Linked DNA regions of Homo sapiens: all the other regions are linked to region 3. Evidence: chromatin loops called from intact Hi-C (ENCODE). Cell type or tissue: PC-3. All regions are shown on one strand.

Evidence for each region. Hi-C counts contacts between places; a loop is a spot of excess contacts. Peaks named below come from ENCODE experiments on the same cell type or tissue, not always from the same donor. Only the 100,000 strongest peaks of a DNase experiment are listed, where the experiment ranks them.
Region 1: it touches region 3 in a loop (37-fold over the local background); 71 of 110 quality-filtered maps call a loop at or near these places.
Region 2: a loop joins it to region 3, with 4 times the contacts of the local background. A loop is called at or near these places in 13 of 110 quality-filtered maps.

What each region holds. Positions count from the first base shown.
Region 1 is chrX:73,852,652-73,860,651 of GRCh38, forward strand. XIST (X inactive specific transcript) reads right to left here and starts at 63. Exons shown (of 6, transcript NR_001564.3): 1 at 1-63. In PC-3, a CTCF peak has its summit at 3,049 (motif pointing right); a DNase peak (open chromatin) is centred at 3,070.
Region 2 is chrX:74,227,175-74,235,174 of GRCh38, forward strand. The region is part of intron 5 of FTX (FTX transcript, XIST regulator); the gene reads right to left. Among named protein-coding and RNA genes, the nearest start is that of MIR374B, 13 kb to the left of the region's middle. In PC-3, CTCF peaks have their summits at 3,150 (motif pointing right), 5,869 and 7,820; DNase peaks (open chromatin) are centred at 4,707 and 5,957; H3K27ac peaks cover 1,673 bases.
Region 3 is chrX:74,339,421-74,347,420 of GRCh38, forward strand. No RefSeq gene overlaps it. Among named protein-coding and RNA genes, the nearest start is that of ZCCHC13, 39 kb to the left of the region's middle. In PC-3, CTCF peaks have their summits at 4,798 (motif pointing left) and 5,000; a DNase peak (open chromatin) is centred at 4,701; H3K4me3 peaks cover 393 bases; H3K27ac peaks cover 769 bases.

The DNA of each region.
Region 1 (8,000 bases), 490 kb before region 3:
GAACCCCAAGTGCAGAGAGATCTTCAGTCAGGAAGCTTCCAGCCCCGAGAGAGTAAGAAATATGGCTGCAGCAGCGAATTGCAGCGCTTTAAGAACTGAAGGGGGGGCTGAGGGCGGAGAGAGCATAAGAGGCGTGGCCTAGAAGATTGAAAGCCGGACATCTTTGTGATTTGGTTGGTTCAAAATTTACCCAGTAAGGACAAAAAAGGGAAATTTCAAGAAAGCAAAGACATACCAGAAAGAACATTAACTGGAAGTAGACTTCATTTCTAGACCAGGAGTCACAACTTCAATGGGTTTTCCAGTTCTCATCTATAACATGGGGACATTGAGTAAATCAAGCAATAATTAATGCTAAAATCCTCCATAAACTGCATAATAAATGTAAAGATGTTAATTCAGCTTGGTTTTGAGAATGGGGGAAGGGATAGGTAGAGCTTTGATGTGTTGATAAAGTATCCAAATATATCATTCAAACCAGAATTTGTAACTCCTCCACCAAACTTTTGAACCAAAGAAGCTAGAAAGGAGTAATACATTGAGGTTAGTACCATCTTCAAGGGACTTCCCATTCCATTATCCCATGTAATAGATAATGGAATATGTATTGCATAGATAATAATAAAGGATTATTCCTGTTTTATACATTAAAATAGAGTCCTATAGAGGTTACATCATGTGCCCGAGGTCACACACCATGATTCAGAGTCAATGTAGTTTTTACTCCAACACTCTACCTTGTATGGCTCCCAACCATAAGAGAACGGAAGTGCTTACGAGTCAATTGGTGAGCAAGAGAGAAAAAGGAAAGAAAGACATTTCATAGAATGGCTATTTGGTTCCTAAATAATCAAGAAAGAGTACTGTTTGTGACCTGTTTGTAATTTTTTAACTATGACTCCTTAATCTTTACTATTTTCCTATTTCCTCCATGAATCTGAGGAACCCAACATTGGACCAACCATATGACACAGTAGTGAAGTTGACCCTCTGTCAGTAACTGATAAGTGGTAGGAAGAAAAAGCTCATATAAAAGCCAAAGCTGCCCTCAGAAACCTGGCTATTTCAGTAGGAAGCAATTAATCTCATAAACTCTTCTATGTCATTCGAGAAACAACAGAGAACCAGAAGGGAGACAATGGCAACTTAAGTATTATAGAGCAACTTCTAGAAAGTCAAAGGATACATTACCCTCCCACTGGCTGAACTGGAAAGTGTAACTATCGACCCAAATCTATCAGGTAAGCTTGCTCTTCAGTTTCCAGAAAAATAATAAAGTATGCAAATTTTCTTCCTTAAGAAATACCTTCCATCTTCTAAGTGTCCTTGGATCAAACAAAAAAAGTAATCTGACTTGTCATTCCAAATGAGGGTTATTGTATTGTAAAGTGGTGCAATACAATGGTACCTTTGAGAAAACAATGCTTAACAAAGAGAGAAACTACCTACAGTGACACCTATGAAGCAGCTATCAGAAAGACTGGATTACCAAACCTCTAATACAACTTTATCTACTAGAAGTTTCTACAAGTGTGGAAATGTTCTATACTTTTAAGAAATTTGGTTGGCCGGGCGCGGTGGCTCATGCTTGTAATCCCAGCACTTTGGGAGGCCGAGGTGGCTGGATCACCTGAGGTGAGGAGTTTGAGACCAGCCTGGCCAACATAGCGAAACCCCGTCTCTACTATAAATACAAAAATTAGCCGGGCATGGTGGCAGGCACCTATAATCCCAGCTACTTGGGAGGCTGAGGCAGGAGAATCACTTGAATCCAGGAGGCGGAGGTTGCAGTGAACCGAGATGGTGCCACTGCACTCCAGCCCGGGCGACAGAGCAAGACTCCATCTCAAAAAAAGAAAAAAGAAATTTAGTTGGGGAAAAATTTTCTAAAGACTCAAGTAGCATCAAATATAAAAGATTGATAAATTTGACTCTGAAATTAAAACCTTTTGTTTCACAAAAATACCTTTTCAAATAAAAAGGCAAAAAGACAATTTATAAACTGGTTGTCCTGGGTTTCTGTGACCAGGCCCTGGTTCCAGGTGGGCAGCCACGCTAGCAGATCACTCTCATTGGTTGTCATTGGAGTTTTTTAAATGGTAACTCTTAAGGCTAGGCATGCAAAATGGTGCTGATGTGCCGTTATGGGGTGACACTCACATTGGACACAGGACATGTTCAGAGCTGTGGCCTACCTAAATCCACTGTTGACCCTTAGGCTAAAGAAACTGCAAAAGCAAGAAATTTATAATTTCAATACAAAGAGGTTCCAGAGTGCCATTGCAAAAATGGAAGTAGTACAGTGTTGCTATGTTTTTCTCATAGAGGGAGATGTGAAATTAGCCAGGAATGGTGCATTTGACAATAAACACAAAGAGATGATTTCTGGACCTAAAAAGGAAGATATGGTGCAAGGTCATTATAAAAATTGATATGTGAACTGTTGAATAAACAAATACGTAAGCATCTCTTCTCCACCTGGTATTCTAAATTTTCATTGATAAATCACTACACCTCACATGGGCCCATGTATTTGTAATATATTTTTAATCAAACTGTTTACATTAAAAGGAACTTCTGAAAAATATTTGCCTAGGCCTTTGCCCTAGAGCAGTCCTGCCCTCTTCTGCCATTTATCACCTTCAGGTTTTACTTACTCCCCTGCCCTCACTAGCTTTCAATTCACTTTACTTCCTCCTCTTCCCGACCTGGCCTCACCTTCACTACTGCTTGGCTCCATTTTATAAACCTGTTAGGATCAGAAGTATGGAAACTGAGACACTAGAAGGAAAAGTGACTTGCTCAAAGTCAATTAGCTAGTAAGAGTTGGGCTCTGATGGGGATATTTCAGGCATATTTTCTGTGGCCATGCCATAGCTGTGTTAGCATCCTCTTCTTTGGGCTCCCAATCACATGGCACACAATAGGAAGAAATCAGGTCCTCTTTTTAAAGATTCAGATTATTCCAGTTCTAGGATTGTCACTATGTTCATCTGTACATCCTCTCCTCTGCTAAATTAGGCCCAAAAAAAGCCGGCACTGTCGACTTAGCCACCAGATGGCAGCATAAAATCACCAAAGAAGCACTGAGCCTGTCTGCAGGAAAGGAGCCAAAGTTGTATACAGGGCAGGACCAGAATCTGATATAAAGGGGGGAAAGTCTGATTCATACAAGGTCAGTATCAGAAGAAAGGGTCAAAGAAAAGTGCTCAACCCCCTCTAATTTGAAGAGCCCCTCCCCCCACTAAACAGGAGTCTGTCCTTGGCTTCAGGGCTATGCCATTTAAAGAGGACTTTGATAAAGCCTTCAGGATCTAATTAGCAGGCTGGTGGGGGCCCTCCAAATCATCACCAGTGAAAAGCAGTTAAAGGGACCAGGACATATTATGGAAAAGAAAATAAAAGACCTGGGGAAGGGCTCTTTACAACTCAAAGGGCTGTCTGCAATGGGGGAAGTTGATGAATAGTCCTGTTGTGTGTAGTTCTAATAAATAAAGACGTCTGAATACTCTGAGCTGTCCAAAGATGGAACAGTTAACACCTCCAGAACTGGTGAATGCCAGTCTCTGAAGACCTGCAAGCCAATAGTGGATTTTGTGAGGATGCTACAGAGACAATCAACAGATAGAAAAGTTGTGCTATATGCCTTGTAAGGGTCTTCCAAATAGCCCCAAATCCTATGAACCTCATCACAGTACTTGGGCCATTCCTCTAGCCCTCAAACACACTATTTATGATATCCTTCAAAAGTGTATTAGGATGTTGGGAAAGGTTTTCTAGTTTATCAAAAGAGAACACGGGGTTATACATATTAAAGCTCAGTGAGTATATGCTTAACAATTGTATACATAGTTCACGTCAACATTAAAAATACTGTAAATGGGCTGGGTACGTTGGCTCACACCTTTAATCTCAGCACTTTAGGAGGCCAAGGCAGGAGGATCTTTTGAGGCCAGGAGTTCGAGATCAGCCTGGGCAAAATAGAGAGACCTCTGTCTCTACAAAAATAAAAAATATAAAAATTAGCCAGGCGTGGTGGTGCATACCCGTAGTTCTAGCTTCTCAGGAGGATGAAGCAGGAGGATTGATTGAGCCCAGTAGTTCAAGGATACAGTGGGCTGTGATTGCCCCACTGAACTCCAGACTGGGTGAGAAAGCAAACGCTACCTCAAAAAAAATTACAATCTATTAAAAACATCACCAGTGGCCGGGTGCGGTGGCTCATGCCTGTAATCCCAGCACTTTGGGAGGCCGAGGCAGACAGATCATGAGGTCAGGAAATCAAGACCATCCTGGTCAATATGGTGAAACCCCATCTCTACTATAAATACAAAAATAAGCTGCACATGGTGGCACACGCCTGTAATCCCAGCTACTCGGGAGGCTGAGGCAGGAGAATCGCTTGAACCCGGAAGGCGGAGGTTGCAGTGAGCTGAGACCGCGCCAAGCCTGGTGACAGAGCAAGACTCCATCTCAAAAAAAAAAAAAAAAAATCACCAGCAAACACTAGGGAGAGGGAGGAATTTTATTTCCCAAGGTATCACATTATAATATTAAAACTGTGCAGTTTTTATTAAAAAATTACAAGGCATACAAAAAACAGGAAATTATAGCTAATATATAGAAAAAAAGGTAATTAACAAAAAATGGTCCCTGAGAAAGTACCAACATTAAACTTACTAGACAAGGATTTTAATTAATTAATTAATGTGCTTATTTATTTTCTCATTTTTAGTTTTTCTAGTAGTTCTTTTTCAAATGTATTTTTAGTTCACAAATAATTGTATATATTCATGGAGTAAAATGTGGTATTTTGATATATGCATGCATTGTAGAATAATTAAATCAAGCTAATTACTATATATCTCAGCTCACATACTTATTTTGTGATGAGAATACTTAAAATTTACTTAGCAGTTTTTGAAATGTACAATACCTTATCACTATTGTCATCATGCTCTGCAATATATCTCAAAAACTTATTCCTTCTCTCTAACTAAAATTTTTATCCTTTGATCAACACATTTTTACCCTCCCTTCAGATTATTAACCACCAGTCTACTCCCTACAAGTTCAAGTTTTGAAAATTACACATACAAGTGAGATAATATAGTATTCATCTTTCTGTGCCTGGCTTAGCATAATGTCCTCCAGGTTCATATATGTTGTTGCAAATGACAGATTTTCCTTCTTTTTAAGGCTGACTAGTGTTCCATTGTGTATGTATACCACATTTTCTTTATACATTCATCTGTTGATGGGGACTTACCTTGATTTCATATCTTGACTATTGTGAATAATGCTATAATAAACATAGGAGGACAAATGTCTCTTCAACACACTGATTTCAATTTCTTTGAACAACACCCACAAGTGGGATTATTGGATCATAAGGTAGTTGTATTTTTAGTGTTTTCAGAAGCCTCCATGATGGTTGAACTAATTTATATTTCCACCAACACTGTATAAATGTTCCCTTTTCTCCACACCCTCACCAATCCTTAACTTTTGTCTTCTTGAAAATAGCCATTCTAACAGGTGTGAGGCAATATTGCATTGTGGTTTTGATTTGCATTTTTCTTTTTTTTTTCTTTCTTTCTTTTTTTTTTTTAATTTTTATTTTTTTGAGACAGAATCTCTCTCTGTCGCCAAGGCTGGAGTGCAGTGGTGTGATCACGGTTCACTGCAACCTCCACTTCTTGGGTTCAAGCAATTCTCATGCCTCAGCCTCCCAAGTAGCTTGGATTATAGGCATCTGCCACCATGCCCAGCTAATTTGTATATTTTTAATAGAGACGGGGGTTCACCATGTTGACCAGGCTGGTCTCAAACTCCTGAGCTCAGGTGATCTGCCTGCCTTGGCCTCCCACAGTGTGATCTGTAATCACACTGGGATTACAGATGTGAACCACTGCGCCTGGCCTTATTTATTTATGTTTTTAGACACAGTCTCATTCTGTTGCCCAGGCTACAGAAAGTGCAGTGGTGCCATCTCGGCTCATTGCAACCTCTGCCTCCCGGGTTCAAGTGATCCTCCTGCCTCAGCCTCCTGAGCGGGTGGGATTACAGGCACCCACCACCATGCCCAGCTAATTTTTGTATTTTTAGTAGAGAAGATGTTTCACTATATTGGGCAGGCTGGTCTTGAACTCCTGACCTCAAGTGATCCACCCGCTTTGGCCTCCCAAAGTGCTGGGATTATAGGTGTGAGCCACCACACCCAGCCTGATGTGCATTTTTGTGATGATTATTGATATTGAGCACTTTTTCATATATCTGTTTGCTATTTGGTTTTTGTTTGATTGTTTTTTGTTTGAGGCAGAGTCTCACTCTGTAGCCCAGGCCAGAGTGCAGTGGCACAATCTCGGCTCACTACAACCACTGCCTCCCGGGTTCAAGTGATTCTCCTGCCTCAGCCTCCCGAGTAGCTGGGATTACAGGCGTGTGCCACCATGCCTGGCTAATTTTTGTATTTTTAGCAGAGACGGGGTTTCACCATGCTTGCCAGGCTGGTATCGAATTCCTAACCTCAAGGGATCTGCCCACCTTGGCCTCCCAAAGTGCTGGGATTACAGATGTGAGCCACCGCACCCAGCCTGTTGGCCATTTCTAAGTCTTATTTTGAAAAATGTCTATCCAGGTCCTGTGCCCATTTTTTAATTGAGCTATTTGTTTTCTTGATATTGAGTTCTTTGAGTTCTTTCTGTATACTGGATATTAACCCCTTACTGGATGTATGGTTTACAAATATATTCTCCTATTCCAAAGGTTGTCTCCCACTCTGTTCATTGTTTCCTTGCCTATGCAGAAGCTTTTTAGTTACATGTAATCCCATTTGTCTATTTTCACTTTTATTTCCTCTGCTTTTGTGTTCATATCTAAAACATTATTGCCCACACCAATATGATAAAACTTTGGAACCATGATTACAGTGTAAGAGTATTCTGAATTTGACCATGTGTTTACTTTTACTGGTAAGTTTTATACTTTCATATCTTTTCATTTCATTCATTAATATCTTGTTCTTTCAGATTGGAAAACTTTGTTTAGCATTTCTAAGGCAGGCCTTGTTTGATGAATTCCCTCAGCTTATGTCTGGGAAAGTTTTTATTTCTCATTCAATTCTGAAAGACAGATTTGCTGATTATAGTAGTCTTAGTTGACAGATTTTTTACTTTAGCACTTAGAATATATCCTCACACTCTTTCCTGGCCCGTAAGGTTTCTGCTGAGAAATCTAATGGTAGCCATATTAAAGCTTCCTTGTATGTGATATGCTTCTTCTGCTGCTTTGAGAATTCTTTCTTAGTTTTTGAATTTTGATAGTTTGATTGTAATGTGTCTTGATGAACTCTTCTTTGGGTTGAATTTAATTGCATATTCCTGAGCTTCTTGTAATTCAATATTCTCTTTTCCCAGATGGGAACTTTTTGGCCATTATTTCTTTAAATAAGCTGTCTGCCTCTTTCTTGCACTCTTCACCATCTGTAGTTTTAGTATCCAAATAGTAGTTTTCTTGGTGGTGTCCCATAGACCTGTAGGCTTTCTTAATACTTTTTCATTTTTTTTCTTTTTCTTCTCTGACTGGATGATTTCCAATCATCTATATTTGCATTCAGTTATTTGTTATTCTGCTTGATGTAATCTGCTATTGAAGCATCTTTGGTATTTTTTACTTCAGTCATCATACTGTTCAGCTTGAAAATTTATCTGGTTCTTTTTTCAAGTTTTGAATCTCTGCTTACCTTCTTGTTTTGTTCATATTCTGTCTTCCTGATCTTTTAAAAATATTTGTTTTTTTGTAATTTGCTGAGCTTCTTTAGAACAATTATTTTGAATACTTTGTCAGGCAATTCATGTACCTCCAATTCTTCGTGGTCACACACTGGAAAGCTTCTTGTGTTTTTCTGGCAATATAATGTTTCCCTGATTCTTCCTCATCCTTGTAGTCCTGCAAAGGTGTCTGCACTTTTGAAGCAGCAGTCACCTCTTTCAGACATT
Region 2 (8,000 bases), 110 kb before region 3:
TTCACAAATATGCAAGTCAGGTGCTGTGGTTCATGCCAATATTCCCAACACTTTGGGAGGCCAAAGTAGGAGAATTCCTGGAGCCCAGGAGTTCAAGATCAGTGTGGGAAACATGGCGAGACCCCATCTCAACCAAAAAAAAAAAAAAAAAAAAAATTCTAAGTGTGGTGGCACATGCCTGTAGTCCCAGCTACTCAGGAGGCTGAGGCAGGAGGATCACTTGAGCCCAGGAGGTCAAGGCTGCAATGAGCCATGATTGTACCACTGCACTCCAGCCTGGGCAACAGAGTGGTACTCTGTCTCAAAATAAACAAACAAATATGTGTAAATTAAACAACAAACTCCTAAACAACCAATGGATTAAAAATGAAATCCCAAAAATGATTAGAAAATACTTTGAGATGAGTGAAAATGTAACAAAACATAAAATTTATGGAATGCAGCAAAAACAGTGCTTATAGGGAAAAGTAAAACTGTGACCATCTACATTAGAAATGAAGATCTCAAATAAATAAGCTAACTTTCCAATTTGAGATATTAGGAAAAGATCAAACTAAAATTGATTAGGGGCCAGGCACAGTGGCTGACACCTGTAATCCTAGCACTTTGGGAAGCTGAGGCAGGTGAACTGACTGAGCTCAGGAGTTCAAGACCAGCCTGGGCAACACAGCGAAACCCCGTCTCTACTAAAATACAAAACATTAGTCAGGCATGGCAGCATGTGCCTGTAGTCCCAGCTACTCAGTAGGCTGAGGCAGGAGAATTGCTTGAACCCAGGAGGCAGCGGTCGCAGTGAGCCAAGATCACGCCACTGCACTCCAGCCTGGGTGACAGCGTGAGACTTGGTCTCAAAAAAAAAAAAAAAAAAATTGATTAGGACAAAGAAAATAATTTAAAAAATAGAGTAAAAATAAATTTAAAAAACAGAGAAACAGAAAATTAAGGAAAGCAAATGTGGTTCTCGAAATAATTTTAAAAATGAACAAATCTGTAGCTAGACCAAAGATGAAAAACAGAGAAAACACATATAAAATCAGAATAAAAAAGACATTATCACCAATGTTATAGGAAAATAAAAGAATTAGAAAGGAATACCATCAAAAGCAGTATGCCAATTAGATACCTTATACAAAATGTTTGTTTTTAGGAAGACACAAACAACCAAATCTGACACAAGAAAAAAAACCTGAATACTTACAAAAACAGAATTGAAGGCCGAGCACGGTGCCTCGAGCCTGTAATCCCAGCACTTTGGGAGGCTGAGGCGGGCAGATTACCTGAGGTCAGGAGGTCGAGACCAGCCTGACCAACATGGGGAAACCCCTGTCTCTGCTAAAAAATACAAAATTAGCCGGGAGTGATGGCGCATGCCTGTAATCCCAGCTACTCGGGAGGCAGAAGCAGGAGAATAGCTTGGACCCGGGAAGCGGAGGTTGCAGTGAGCCGAGATCGCGCCATTGCACTCCAGCTTGGGTAACAAGAGTGAAACTCCGTCTCAAAAAAAAAAAAACAGATTGAATGGTTAATCTACAAAATTCCCATAAAGAAACATTCATGAACAGATGACTTCACTGATGATTCTGCAAACGTTTAAATAATAAACATCAGTTATTTACATAACTTTTCAAAAAATATTACAGGAGGAAACACTTCCCCAATTAATTCAATACATGATATTTACATATGCATGGTATTTATAGAACAAAGATAAAACCTCATGATTGTGTCAACAGACATAAAAAAGCCATTTGACAAAATTCATTTATAATTTTAAAATCCTCAACAAACTAGGAACAAAGGGATCTATCTACATTTGACAAAGGGTATCTACAAATACTGTATAGCTAGCTCTGTGAACCTAGGCAAGAAAAAGAAAAAAAAAACCATACAGCTAACATCATTTAATAGTCAAAATCTAATTGTATTACCCCTAGTCAGAAACAAGTCAAGGATGACTGCTCTTGCTACTTCTGTGCCGGTTTTCGCCATGGTGATTAGGCAAGAAAAAGAAATAAAAAAAATCAATGCAATTGGAAAGAGAGTACAACTATCTATATTTATAGGTGACATAAACATAAAAACCCAGAGGAATCCACAAAAAAATGCTAATAGTGAAACTATTAGAAAAGCTTTTCCAATAAGTTCAGAAACATTGGAGGATACAAGATCAACAGAAAACTAATTGTATTTTAATACACTAGCAATGAACAATCCAAAATTAAAGTTAGGAAAATAATTCCATTTTCAATATTATGAAAAATAAAATGAATAGAAAGGTATCTATTGTTAATGGATTGGGAATATTAATATTTCTAACATGGCAATACTCCACAAATTGATCTACAGATTAAATGCTTTCCTTAGCAAAATTCTGGCATTTTCTAGAAATTTACAAGCTGATCCTAAAATTCATATGGAAATTCAAAGCCTTCAGAATAATCAAGGCCAAAGCAAAGAACAAAGCTGGAGAACTCATACTTCCAGATTTTGAAATTTACTCCAAAGCTACAATAATCAATACTGTGTAGTACAGGCATAAGGATAGATATAGAGATAAATAAAATAAAATTGAGAGTCCAAAATAAACTCTTATATTTAGAATCAACTGATGTTCAACAAGGGTACCAAGACAATTCAATGATGAAGTAGTCTTTTCAACAAATGGTGCTGAGAAAACTGGATATCCATATGCAAAGGGACTAAGTTGGACTTCTTCCTTAAACTATATACAAAAGTAAATTCCAAATGAATCACACACCTAAATGTAAGAGCTACAACTTAGGTCAGGTAATGGTTTCTTTGTTATGACACTAAAATCACAACTAACAAAAAAAAATAGATAAATTAGATTTCATCAATATTAAAAACTTCTGTGCTATAAACAATGTCATCAAAAAGGTGGAAAGGCAATACAAAGAATGGAAGAAAATAATTGTAAATCATGTATCCAATAAGAGTCTGTTATCCAGATTATATAAAGAACTCTGATAACAACAAAACCACATATAACCCAATTCTAATGAGCAAAGGATTAGAACAGACATTTCTCCAAAGATACACAAATTACCACTAAGCACATGAAAAGTTGCTCAATGCAGAAATACAAGTCAACAGCACAATAAGATATTTCATATCCACTAGGTGGCCATAATTTTAAAAGGCAGAAAATAACAAGTGAGAATATGAATAAATGTAATTCCTCATATTGCAGATGAAAATGTAAAATGGTGCAGGCACCTTATTAAAATTTGTTAATTACCCACAACATTAAACCTAGACATGCCATGACAAAGCAATTATACTCCTTAATGTATACTCAAGAAAAATGAAAACATGCCCACATAAAATGTTGTACATGAATGTTTTTAGCACCATTACTGACAAAAGACAACATCTGTAAATGCAAACATCCGTCAAATGATGGATAAACAAAATGAAATATATCCATACAGTGAAATATTATTCATCAATAAAGAACAGTAATATATACCATAATCTAGATGAATCTCAAAAAAACATGGTAGTTAAAAGAAGCCAGTAACAAGGGTAAGAAATTGCATGATTTATATGACTGCCCAGAATAGACAAATCCATAGGGACAAAAAGCTAAATTAGTAGTTGTCAGGGTTGGCAAAAGGGAAATAGGGAATAAGTGCTAATGAGGTGGTGATGAAAGTGTTGTAAACTATAATAGTGGCAATGGTCGCACAACTCTATGAATATACTAAAAGTCACTAAACTTTAAAATGGTGAACTTTATATTATATGAATTATATCACGAGTTCTTTTCTACAAAAGAAGGTAATTACCTTATCCAGAGTATAGTGCTTAGCAGGATTGCTGAGATAGGCATTCCTACTCCAAAGCATTTACTCTTACTACAAATTTCAAATACCATTTGTTAACTGTAAAACCTTTGGCAAGTTGGCCCCAGGTAAGGTTTACAGTTGATTGACCATGAGTGAAGGTAGAAGATTTGTACAAGCACCTAACTACTCAATACATGTAGATACACAATAAAAACAAACAAGCAAATGTTAGGGAAAGTAAAGGAATACCACATGGCGATTAGTACTATAAGTGAAACACTTTCATCCAACAGAACATTTAAGTTTTCCAGTGACGCCATGAAGTCAAATGATCCCATAATACTTTTGGGCTAAATAATAATCTAATAGAGGAGTAGCAGATGTAAGACTGCAAAAATGAGTCACTAAAGAAACTCAAAACTAGATAAAGGTACCACCCTACATTCAACCACCGGTGGTGAAAAACCATAGCAGAACCGCATCTACAATACATAGGGCATGCTGACCTAACTAGATATTTTTCAGTGAAAGATTTGAAAGTACAATAATATCTAATTACCAGTATAAAGCAGTGGAAAATAAATTTTCTTGCAGGCAGATAAACCCCAAAGCCTACCAAAATATAGTCTTCTTGGTGACTATGGTGTAAATTAATACTATTTAATAAAGGACAGCAAGATAGAAGCAATGACTGCACACCACGATAAAATTCTGGAATACGTTTCTTGTTAAAGTAGTTAAGTCAATCTTTGCAGTATGACAAATCATGGGCTGTGCTTTCATAATATGGCAAGTTAAAGTACCTCAGGAACCATTCAACCTATGGTTAGCAACTCTTAATAACTAACATTTTACCAACAGAAAAAATTCCAGACAGCCAATTGGAGTGGCAATGGGTTAAGTGGTTAATACTATTGGAATGCACCCTTTCTAAATAGCAACGTTGAATTAAAGGTAAACAATGAAGTTACACGTGTAAAGCACTATAACGTGCTGAACCACCAGGTGACAACACTAAAGCACACTACCTAAACAAATTTTGCCATGAAAAAAAATTATTTTTGAAACCAGAAGTGAGATGAGAATGAAAATACTGTGAAGTATATAATAGGGGCTGCTAGAGAACACCAGCAAAACTAAACCATCACTCATTACTGCATCATATTTATGGACCCTAGATGACTGTTTAAAAAAAAAAAAAAAACCTGGGAAGACAGAGGACAACTATAGGAAAAGCACATTGATACATACCATGTTTTTTATTACACAACAGGACTTACCACAGGGCATGTGCTTACTGGGGTACATTTAACAAAAGTCAACTGAACTTACTGCAACAAAACTACAACATGTAGGCCAGGTGTGGTAATTCCAGCACTTTGGGAGGCCAAGGTGGGAGGACCACTTGAGCCCATGACTTTGATACCACCCTGGGTCACATACCGAGATGCTGTCTCAGATAAAATAATAAGATAAAATAAAATAGTTGGGCTGGTAGTGCACACCTGTAGTCCCAGCTACTCAGGAGGCTGAGGCGGGAGGATGGCTTGAGCCCAGGAGTTCAAAGCTGCCATCAGCTATGATTGCTCCACCATGTTCCAGTCTGGGTGACAGAGAGACCTTGTCTTAAAAAAAAAAAAAAAGTACAACAGTACTTTTAAAAGCATGTGAAATACCAATACTTGTAAGTTTTGAAACAGTAGTACATTAAGCCTTTAACACTAAAATATAGTCCACAGATGTGATGAATTCCCATGAGGTCAACTCACTTAGGAGAAACACATTAACGCTGGTGCCTGATGAAAATAATCAGTATATATTTAGTTTAATGGCAACGATAAAGCAGAACCATGTAGCTAATAATAGTACTGAATTAAACAAGAAATTGTACATCAACACACTTTACTAGACAATATTAAATACCTATGCAGTCTATAAGCCAGGAATTGTAATTAGAAAAATGCGTAAAATACATCATGCACCCTTGGAAATCCTCAACATAGCACAGTGATTAGGTTACCATATTAGTTTTCACTCTAGAATTTCACACCAAATTAGTTATGCAAGCTATGCAACTATTCAGAAGGACGCACTGTGGACTAAGGTGGTACTACAGAATTTCCACAAATTAGGTAGCAACACTGGGCACACTTCCAACAATGCAAAGGATGTCAAAACCTATAAACCAGAACTTGTAACAAGCCAAAAAAAAAAAAAAAAAAGACGCAAACATCCATGAACATTTTCAAACATATTTTTGGCTCACTAACACACTGACTAGGGTACTGTATTAATATCCCTATGAGAACCAAATCCATGATAACAAGCATCCAACATAATTTCAGAAGGACATGCTGTGGACTAATGGTAGTACTTTCTTTTCCACCAAAAATTACTTTGTGTACACAAGGAGGCCATACTGAACATACTTTCTGACAATAAGGGAAACAAAATAAAACAGAAATGGGGGGAAAGAAGCCTAACGTTACAGTATTCTCCCCTTATCTATGGTTTTCCTTTACAAAGTTTCTATTACCTGGGGTCAAACGTGGTTCAAAAACATTATATGGAAAATTCCAAGAATAAACAATTCATAAATTCCAAATTGTCTGCCGTTGAGAGTAATGTAATGAAATCTCAAACTGTCCAGCAAAAAGAATCACCCCTTTTTCCAGTGTATACCCCACATTATATGCTACCATCCATTAGTCACTTAGCACCCTTCTCAGTTCAGATTGACTGCTGCAGTAACACAGTGCTTAACAATGACCCCAATATAAGAGCTGTGATGCCATCAATACAGACGTGCCAAAGAGAAGCCACAAAATGCTTCCTTTAGTAAAAAGGCGAACATTTTCAACAGAATAAGGAAAAAAAAATTGTATACTGAGGTTGCAGTAACAAATTTTCTAAGTGCACTTTGGGAGGCCAAGGTGGGAGGACCATTTGAACTCAGGAGTTTGAGAAATTGTGCAGGAAAAAGAAATTCGTGCTAGTTTTGCTGTCACACCTCAAACTTTGCCACAAGTATGTATGTGTAGATAAAAACATATAGGGTTCGGTACTATCCAGTCTAAGGGATCCACCAGGAGAATTAGAACCTATCGCCCATAGATAAGTGGTGGAGGAAATTACTGTACAGGAAATTAGCCACTTTAATATAATTACACTGACCGATTTTAAGATGTCACCTTCGTGTGGAAATAAAATGACATTATATGTAAACAGCTTTTAACTGAATATATTTTTTGCCTCTATAGTAAGGAGATCAGATTATATTGTTATGATCTTCCTATAATCAAATTTCTGATGGGAATGGTGAACTAACATTTCTAAAAGGTCTTTTGGGTGAACTGAGTACTGCAAGGTTTCCATAACAATGCTTCTTTCTAGTCTTTTTATTCCAATAGAGTACGCAAATCTGGACAGCTCCTTGGAGTTTCAAGGTTCAAGGATGAAAAATCTAGTTTATGTGTTGTATACAGCTAATGTCAAGCCTACTACTTCACATACCATGTAACAAAAACTGAGCTATAAACAAGGAAATCATACAAGCAAAACTACATATCAGAACCTACCACAATAGCTAAAAATCACAATGCCCTCAAGAAAGCTACATTAATGTTGGTTTACTAATAGAACAGCAAACTAGATAGCTACTGGAGTAATAATCTCTGAAGGGCAATATTACCAATGCCACTATCACAAACTATAAATAATCAATTACTAGTGAATTTCCATTATCATTGCTTAGTGCAACAGGAAGTCACAAAATTTAGAGGTGCATGATAAACAGAATGGGAAGGCACTACAGGTATCAGTAAATAGCCCTCCTAATACCTCAAACAGTGGAAATACACTATTGGCCCTCAAAATCCTACCAGAGTACTCTTTTAATTTAAATATATGAATAAAGGACACTTAACAATTATACAATACACTAGTGATTATGAGAGGAAGTGTTGGATAGTAATACTAGAAAAAAATTAGGGAACCATTTCAGGTACGTGCAGTTCTGCCAAGGGCACAACCATGTGGACAAAATTCATACTACACATCTATCGTATCAAGTTACTTCACAAGACAGCACCAAATCTAATAATTCATATGGAAAATAGAGTTGACCATCACTTCTACAGGGCCCTTAATTTTAGAGGACTTTAAAAGGGCATAACTGTAATGAGACAACAG
Region 3 (8,000 bases):
CAATGGTGTGATCTCAGCTCACCGCAACCTCTGCCTCCCAGGTTCAAGCAATTCTCCTGCCTCAGCCTCCCGAGTAGCTGGGATTACAGGCATGCGCCACCACGCCTGGCTAATTTTTTTTGTATTTTTAGTAGAGATGGGGTTTCTCCATGTTGGTCAGGCTGGCCTTGAACTCCTGACCTCAGGTGATCTGCCCACCTCAGCCTCCCAAAGTGCTGGGATTACAGGCATAAGCCACCATACCCAGCCTCTTTTTAGTTTTTCTATCTCTTTATTGATATTTCAATTATGTTCATACAGTTTTCTTGACTTTCTCCGTATCTTCTTTTAGTTCCTTAAGCATTTTTAAGACAGTTATTTTAAAGTCTTTTTCTAGTAGATGTGCTATCAGGTTTTATTCAGAGACAGTTTCTGTTTATTTTTCCTTTGAATGGGCCATACCTTCTTGTTTCTTTGTATGCCTTGTGTTTTTTTGTTTTTGTTGTTGCAAACTGGACATTTGAATCTAATATGTGGTAATACTGGATATCAGATATCCCCCTTCCCCCAGAGTTTACTTTTTTTGTTAGTGCTTATTGGTTTTGTTTTTGTTTCTTATTGTTGTAGGCTATCTTTGTACCAAGGAGCAGCCTGAGGTATAAACTTAAGGTCTTCATAGGTCTTTTCTGAGTCTGTAACTTTCCCTGGGTGTGCACAGTCACTTTCTACTTTTCCCTGTGTATGCAGTTGCTTTTGAATGTCCTAGTCCCCAAAAAGAGGAAAAAGAGAAAAATGAAGGGGAGAGAAAAGAGAACCAGACCTTAAAATGCCCTGGAAGTCACTTTAGCCAGAGTGGGAGGGACTTGAAACAATACTGGGAAGTAGAACAGCAATGGCCACCCACCTCTTTGTCTGCACTTCTGTGATTAAAAGCAGCAATTAGTGATTAGAGAGCATGAATCCCTGATATTTGGAGGACAGGGTCCATTGTTGCCTACCCTGGCTCCTACAAGCTGTGTGTAGGTTGCTCCAGAAATATGTGCACACCTGCATGCCACGTGGCTGGGAGTAGGGGATGGGTAGTTGCTACTATACTAAGAGCTGAAATTGATTGGAATTAACCACAATTTACTATCTAAGCCTTTCCAAGGAAGTTCCAAGCATTCAGAAGTCTCCAGACTTTGGAGTCTCCAGAGTTCCAAAGAGTTACATCAGACAGATTCTTCCAGTGTGATTATTGTCTATGTGGGGAGATAGGTTCCTGGGACTTTCTTTTTTTTTTTTGAGACAGAGTCTTGCTCTGTCGCCTGGGCTTGACTGCAGTGGCCCAATCTTGGCTCACTGCAAGCTCCACCTTCCGAGTTCATGCCATTCTCCTGCCTCAGCCTCCCGAGTAACTGGGACTACAGGTGCCCGCCACCACGCCTGGCTAATTTTTTTGTATTTTTAGTAGAGACGGGGTTTCACCGTGCTAGCCAGGATGGTCTCGATCTCCTGACCTTGTGATCTGCCCGCCTTGGCCTCCCAAAGTGCTGGGATTACAGACGTGAGCCACTGCACCCGGCCGGTTCCTGGGACTTTCTATTCTCCCATATTCCCAGAATCTCCTTATGAGGTTTTAGAGGCTTATCCTCTGCAAACATAAAATCAGCCCAAGAAGTAGAACTCATAGTTCTTGCACAAACTTTTAAATTAGCCACCAATCTTGAAGTAAATATCTATACTGATAGCAAATATGCATTTGGAGTCTATCATGCTATGAAACAAATATGGAAGAATAGAGGCTTTCTAACATCCATGTGAACTAAAATATCACATTGTAAACTAATTCTCAATCTTTTAGAGTTATCCCAGCTTCTCCAACAGATTTCTGTAATTCATTGTGGTGTGCATACCAGACACAGTAAAACGTCTAAAGAAATTTAATTTGCACACCAAGCTGTGAAAAAGGCTACTAAAGTTTTGACTGGAGAAATTTAATCACCATTACTTATATCCGGGGATTCCTATTCACAATTTCAGAAACGTGCAACTTCACAAGATTTAGAAAATTGGAAACCAAGGGTATCTAAGAACACCATAGGGCTTTGGGAATTATACAATAAAATTATTCCTGCACTTCAATTGTTGTACCTTGGATGCCTTTTTCATATTGTCAACAAACTAATTTAAACAAAAGAAATATACTGAACACCTTGGAATCTTATCACACTTGGAATAAAGATCAAATAATTCAGGATATAATACAAAGGTATGTTGCTTGTCAGAAAAATTGTTTACAGGGGGCACATAAGGAAGCTAAGGAAGCCTACTGAAGGCATTATTACCTGGAATCTGGTAGCAAACGGATTTTATAGAGTTTCCGTCCTCAGAAGGTAAGAGATATTGATTAGAATAATTGTATATGATGTCTGAATTACTGGAAGTGCTCCTATCAGCTAAAGCAGATGCTCAAACAGTGATCAAGGCCTTACTGAATTTTATCATCTCAACCTTTGGAATTCTAAATATCTGGAATCTGTTGGGAAAAGCTATTTCATTTCTATGGTAACTTAAGAGCTCTGTAAAAAAAAAAATTGCCAGTAATTTACAATACTCCTTATTATTCCCAGTCTTATGGACAAGAAGAATGAATGAAGCATATTCTAAATAATTTTTTTAAACAAAAGTTTTCACATATTTATTAATGAACCAACCTACTAGTACAGAGCATAGAAATAAAGATAAACATAATTTTCCCCATAAACATGTCCAACTGTCCAGATAGTGATGTTTTCAGTTTTATACAGTAAGATAATTGTGACCTTGATACAGCATAAATATGTGTGCCATCTCATGTTCAATTCCTAATAAGGGAGGAGACCACCCCTCATATTGTCTTATGCCCAATTTCTGCCTCAAAGAAAAAGTAGGAGTTAAAGAAAAGACAGAAGTGAAATCAGTAGTCAGACAGCCTGGTGCTGCATTCCAGGCCTGGTAGTTAAACATCGACCTCTGACCTAACTGGTTATGTTATCTATAGATTCCAGACATTGTATGGAAAAGCATTGTGAAAATCCCTGTCCTGTTCTGTTCCATTCTGATTACCGGTGCATGCAGCCCCCAGTCCCGTATGCCCTGCTTGCTCAATCGATCACAACCCTCTCATGCGGACCCCTCTTAGAGTTATAAGCCCTTAAAAGGGACAGGAATTGCTCACTCAGGGAGCTCAGTTTTTGAGCCGTGAGTCTGCTGACGCTCCCGGCCGAATAAAGCTCCTTCCTTCTTTAACCCGGCGTCTGAGGAGTTTTGTCTGCGGCTTGTCCTGCTACACTTATAGACTAAGCTTGGTTCTTAACCAATGCATCCTCCAGGAGTTTTACTTGATTTTATTACCAGTTTTCATCCAAATCCAGAATGGGATGATTTCATACTTGTTTCTTAGCTAGGAATCACTTGATCCTAAGTGTCTTGTGAGACGACAAGGAAAGGAATAGAGTTGACTGCATATACCGTGATGGAAGAGTAAGGCCATACTCTAAAGAATTTTTTGGCTAAATAATATCAAACCACTGGCTTGTGATAGCCCAGAATCTTATCACACTTTACCATTGATTTTATTAAAAATAAGGTCACCTGTTTCAGCAAGTGTGTTATTTCTCCCTTTGAGTTTTTGTTTGGAAGATTTATAAACTCAGGGTTTAATTCTAACTCCTTATTAGATACAATGGAAAACACTTATGATATCAGATACAGTACTCAGAGGGTTTGCTGGTTCTTTGGCCTCATTACACCATCGCATGGCCAGATCTGAAACAATCCCTCTGAGGAGATGTGTCATTGATATCCACCAGGAAACAATGTCTACAATCAAAGTGTTCCAATGACCAGGAAATAAAGTCTATATCAAAGTGTTTCAATTATAAACTGTATGGCTACTACTGTTATATAATTAAGCTAAAGATTGCCCCCATATTGTTACTTCTTCACAGCAGGCTAGTACCTGTAGCTCAAAAGCCTAAAATTTTTACACATCCAGTTGTTTTAAATATAAATCAACTAAGCAGATTCTGGCAGATTGGCCAGTTACAGCCAGCCTGCTTTACATACTCCACAACACTATACCTAACATCTGCTAGACATTGATAAGACAAACCCTGTATCTATAAAAAACCAAGCTAATGCTGACCTTTGATGCTCTCTAACCCAGAAACTCCCTGATATGGTTTGGATCAGCGTCCCTGCCCAAATCTCATGTTCAATTGTAATCCCCAATTCTGGAGGTGGGGCCTGGTTGCAGGTGATTGGATCATGGAGGTGGTTTCCAGTGGTTTAGCACCATCCTCCTAGTGCTGTCTTGTTATAGAGTTTTCACAAGATCCAGTTGTTTAAAAGTGTGTGGCACTTCCCCAACCCCTCTTCCTCCTGCTCCAGCCATGCAAGACGTGCTTGCTTCCCCTTCTCTTTATGCCATAATTGAAAGTCTCCTGAGCCCTCCCCAGCCATGCTTCCTATGCAGCCTGCAGAACCATGAGTCAATTAAACCTCTTTACTTTATAAATTGCCCAGTCTCAGGTATTTCTTTATAGCAGTGTGAGAATGGACTAATACACTCCCCATCTTGCTGCTGAGTAATATAACCTACACAAATAAACTCTATCTCTGATTCAGCCCTCAGCTTTCCCCTGGGAGTTCCCTTGCCCTTTCCCCTTCTGAGTAATGACCCGGTACAGTTGCCTCTGGATAGTCTCCTGCTGTGAAGGACTTCCTCTCTCAAGCAACCTCTCCAAGTGCCACCCAAACAAAGCTTGTTATGTGCTACTGCCACCTTGTGGTTATCTTTTTTGGCTCAGCCTCAAAATCCTACAAGTGAGTTCTATAGGATCCTGGTGATCAAGCAATTGGGAAGAGGTCTATTCCCATCGGTAGGACAATAAATAGGCAAATTGATCTTGGAAGGCCTTTAAGTGATTGGAATTCAATATTTGGAATACCTCTGCATCAGTTTGGCATGGCATCACTCTTTGCTGTACTTCATTCTATAGTTTTTGTGGTCTCCCTATATACCTCATTCGCCTGGCCAAGTTGTAGCACCAGTATTTTAGTGAACTCACATCATTAGAACTTTTATGGTCAGAAATGCTAAGCTGCCCAGGAAAGATCAGCCAGCCCACCTGGGTCCCTCGCTAGGCAGGTGCTAGAAGTTGTAAGATCCACGGTCCCAAACAGGAAAAGGAGAAGAGTTCATGCTTCTGGACCAAGAGTGGGCTGCCCCTGATCCCATAACAGCTACAGTGAAAGGAGCTCCCTTAGCTCAGCTAAGGATTTGAAGTACTCTGAGATGAGAGGACATCTTTGTCCTTGGGGACCACTATAGTAGGCAAAGGAGCTAATTAATAAGGCAGATGCGTCAGATTAGGGTAGGTCACCTAAATGCAGGTGGGAAAGATGCCTTTGCAAGCAGTTAGTATGCTTCTGCTGATGTGACACAATTATGTTGTTGAGAATGTTGTCACTCTATCCCTTCCTTGGAAGGATGTTGAGATCCCAATTCTTGGGCTGAGCTGGCTAAAGCATTTTCTTTTTTTTCTGGGTTTTTTTTTTTTTTTTTTTTTTTTGAGACGGAGTCTTGCTCTGTCTCCCAGGCTGGAGTGCAGTGGCGCGATCTCGGCTCACTGCAAGCTCCGCCTCCCAGGTTCATGCCATTCTCCTGCCTCAGCCTCCCGAGTAGCTGGGATTACAGGCGCCTGCCACCACACTCGGCTAATTTTTTGTATTTTTGGTAGAGATGGGGTTTCACCGTGCTAGCCAGGATGGTCTCCATCTCCTGACCTCGTGATCCGCCTGCCTTGGCCTCCCAAAGTGCTGGGATTACAGGCGTGAGCCACTGCGCCCATCCTTTTTTTTTTTTTTTTTTTTTTTTTTTTTTTGGTGACAGGGTCTTGTTCTGTTCCCCAGGCTGGAATGCAGTGGTTCCATCTCAGCTCACTGCAACCTCCACCTCCCGAATTCAAGCGATTCTTGTGTCTCCTGAGTAGCTGGGATTACAGGCGTGCACCACCACACCCAGTTAATTTTTGTATTTTTAGTAGAGATGGGGTTTCGCCATGTTGGCCAGGCTGGTCTTGAACTCCTGGCCCTAAGTGTTCTGCCTGCCTTTGCCTCTCAAAGTGCTGGGATTATAGGCACAAGCCACCGCACCCAGCTGCATTGCTCAAAGTGACTAAAGTTAAGGAAATTTATACCCCTGCTCCTCCCAGGACTCTAAAAGAAGTCACTGTCCTGCTATACATGTGCTCCAAATCACAAGATATAAGCTGGACCTTGCTCTAGGCAGCTTCTCATCAGCATGCCACCTGAAGAGGAAGTAGGACCCCCCCCCCCCCAAACTACCTGTAGAGGAGGACTGGTGCTCACTAGAAAAAAAAAAAAGCAGCATGGTGTCACCACAGTAGTGACTGGGATGACTTGCCCTCTGCTTTGCTGGTAACCACCTGCAAAGTAATAAAGACAGAAAAGACAAAAGGGGAGGACCAAAAAAGAGGTGCTAATTTTTACTTGGTGGAGGAGATATATCCTCTCTCTCACCTTGAGGCTGCTTCTCTCCTTAAAGACCTAGCCCAGAAACTGAATGATAAAGGGTCTGCCTAGCTATATAGAAGGAACCTGGCAAAGAGCTAGCTCCACCTAAAGGGCACTGACATTAAACAGTTGGCTGCCATAGTATGAGATGAAAAAATGGTGTCTCTATTAAAGGATCCTGCACAATTTGTACAGAAGGTTGTAATGATCCCCAGAACAGACTTTGGATGTTGGCCCAAATATATCTTGTTGATATGGATTTTTTATGGCTTTACAGGCTGCACAGGCTATCGTAGGCCTTTTAACAGCCTAAGCCAACTGTCAATGGAAAATGTTAGTCAAGGCCAATGATCTCCTCCGCTATTTGGGGATGTTGGAGTGGGCTTATCAGGCAACACATATTTTGTGGTATGATGACTTGGCAAGTCCAGAGGATGTTGAATTAAATCCTGAATCCATCTAGTTGTTTTTCAGGAGGGCTCTCAACAAATATATGTTATGTCCTCTTTACTGGCAATGATGGCTAATACTAAAACAGTAAAGAGGCCATAGATGCCCTAGATTTAGTAGAAACTCATGAAACACAAATTCAAAGCCAAGTGTTGCCTGTTAATTCTACAAACAATACCCCACCTGGCCTAAATTAAAATAACTATCAACAGTAAGGTCACCTCCCTCCTAGGCCAAACAAACCACCTACAGTCAGGGCCCTGGTTAAGCAAGAACCCTGAGATGAACAAGAGGGATTATTGCACCCTAAAGGGGAAGAAGGCCCCAAATTGGATGATCTCTGGTAAATCAGTGCAACAATCATAATACTTACTACAGTTAGATTACAACCGGTTGCAGACTTCCCATTTCTTTTTTTTTTTTTTTTTTTTTCTTGAGACGGAGTCTTGCCCTGTCACCAGGCTGGAGAGCAGTGGCGTGATCTCGGCTCACTGCAATCTCCGCCTCCCGGGTTCAAGCGATTCTCCTGCCTCAGCCTTCCGAGTAGCTGGGATTACAGGCATGTGCCACCACACCCAGCTAATTTTTGTATTTTTAGTAGAGACAGGGTTTCACCATGTTGGCCAGGATGGTCTCAATCTCCTGACCTTGTGATCTGCCCGCCTCGGCCTCCCAAAGTGCTGGGATTACACGAGTGAGCCACCACGCCCGGCCTTTTTTTTCTGAGATGGAGTCTCACTCTGTCGTCCAGGCTGCAGTCCAATGGTGCAATCTCGGCTTACTGCAACCTCCGCCTCCTGGGTTCAAGCAATTCTCCTGCCTCATCCTCCCAAGTAGCTGGGACTACAGGTGCACGCTGCCATGTCTGGTTAATGTTTTGTATTTTAGTAGAGACGGGGTTTCACCGTGTTGCCCAGGCTGGTCGTGAACTCCTGAGCTCAGGCAATCTGCCCGCCTCGGCCTCCCAAAGTGCTGGGATTACAGGTGTGAGCCACCGTGCCCGGCTCCAG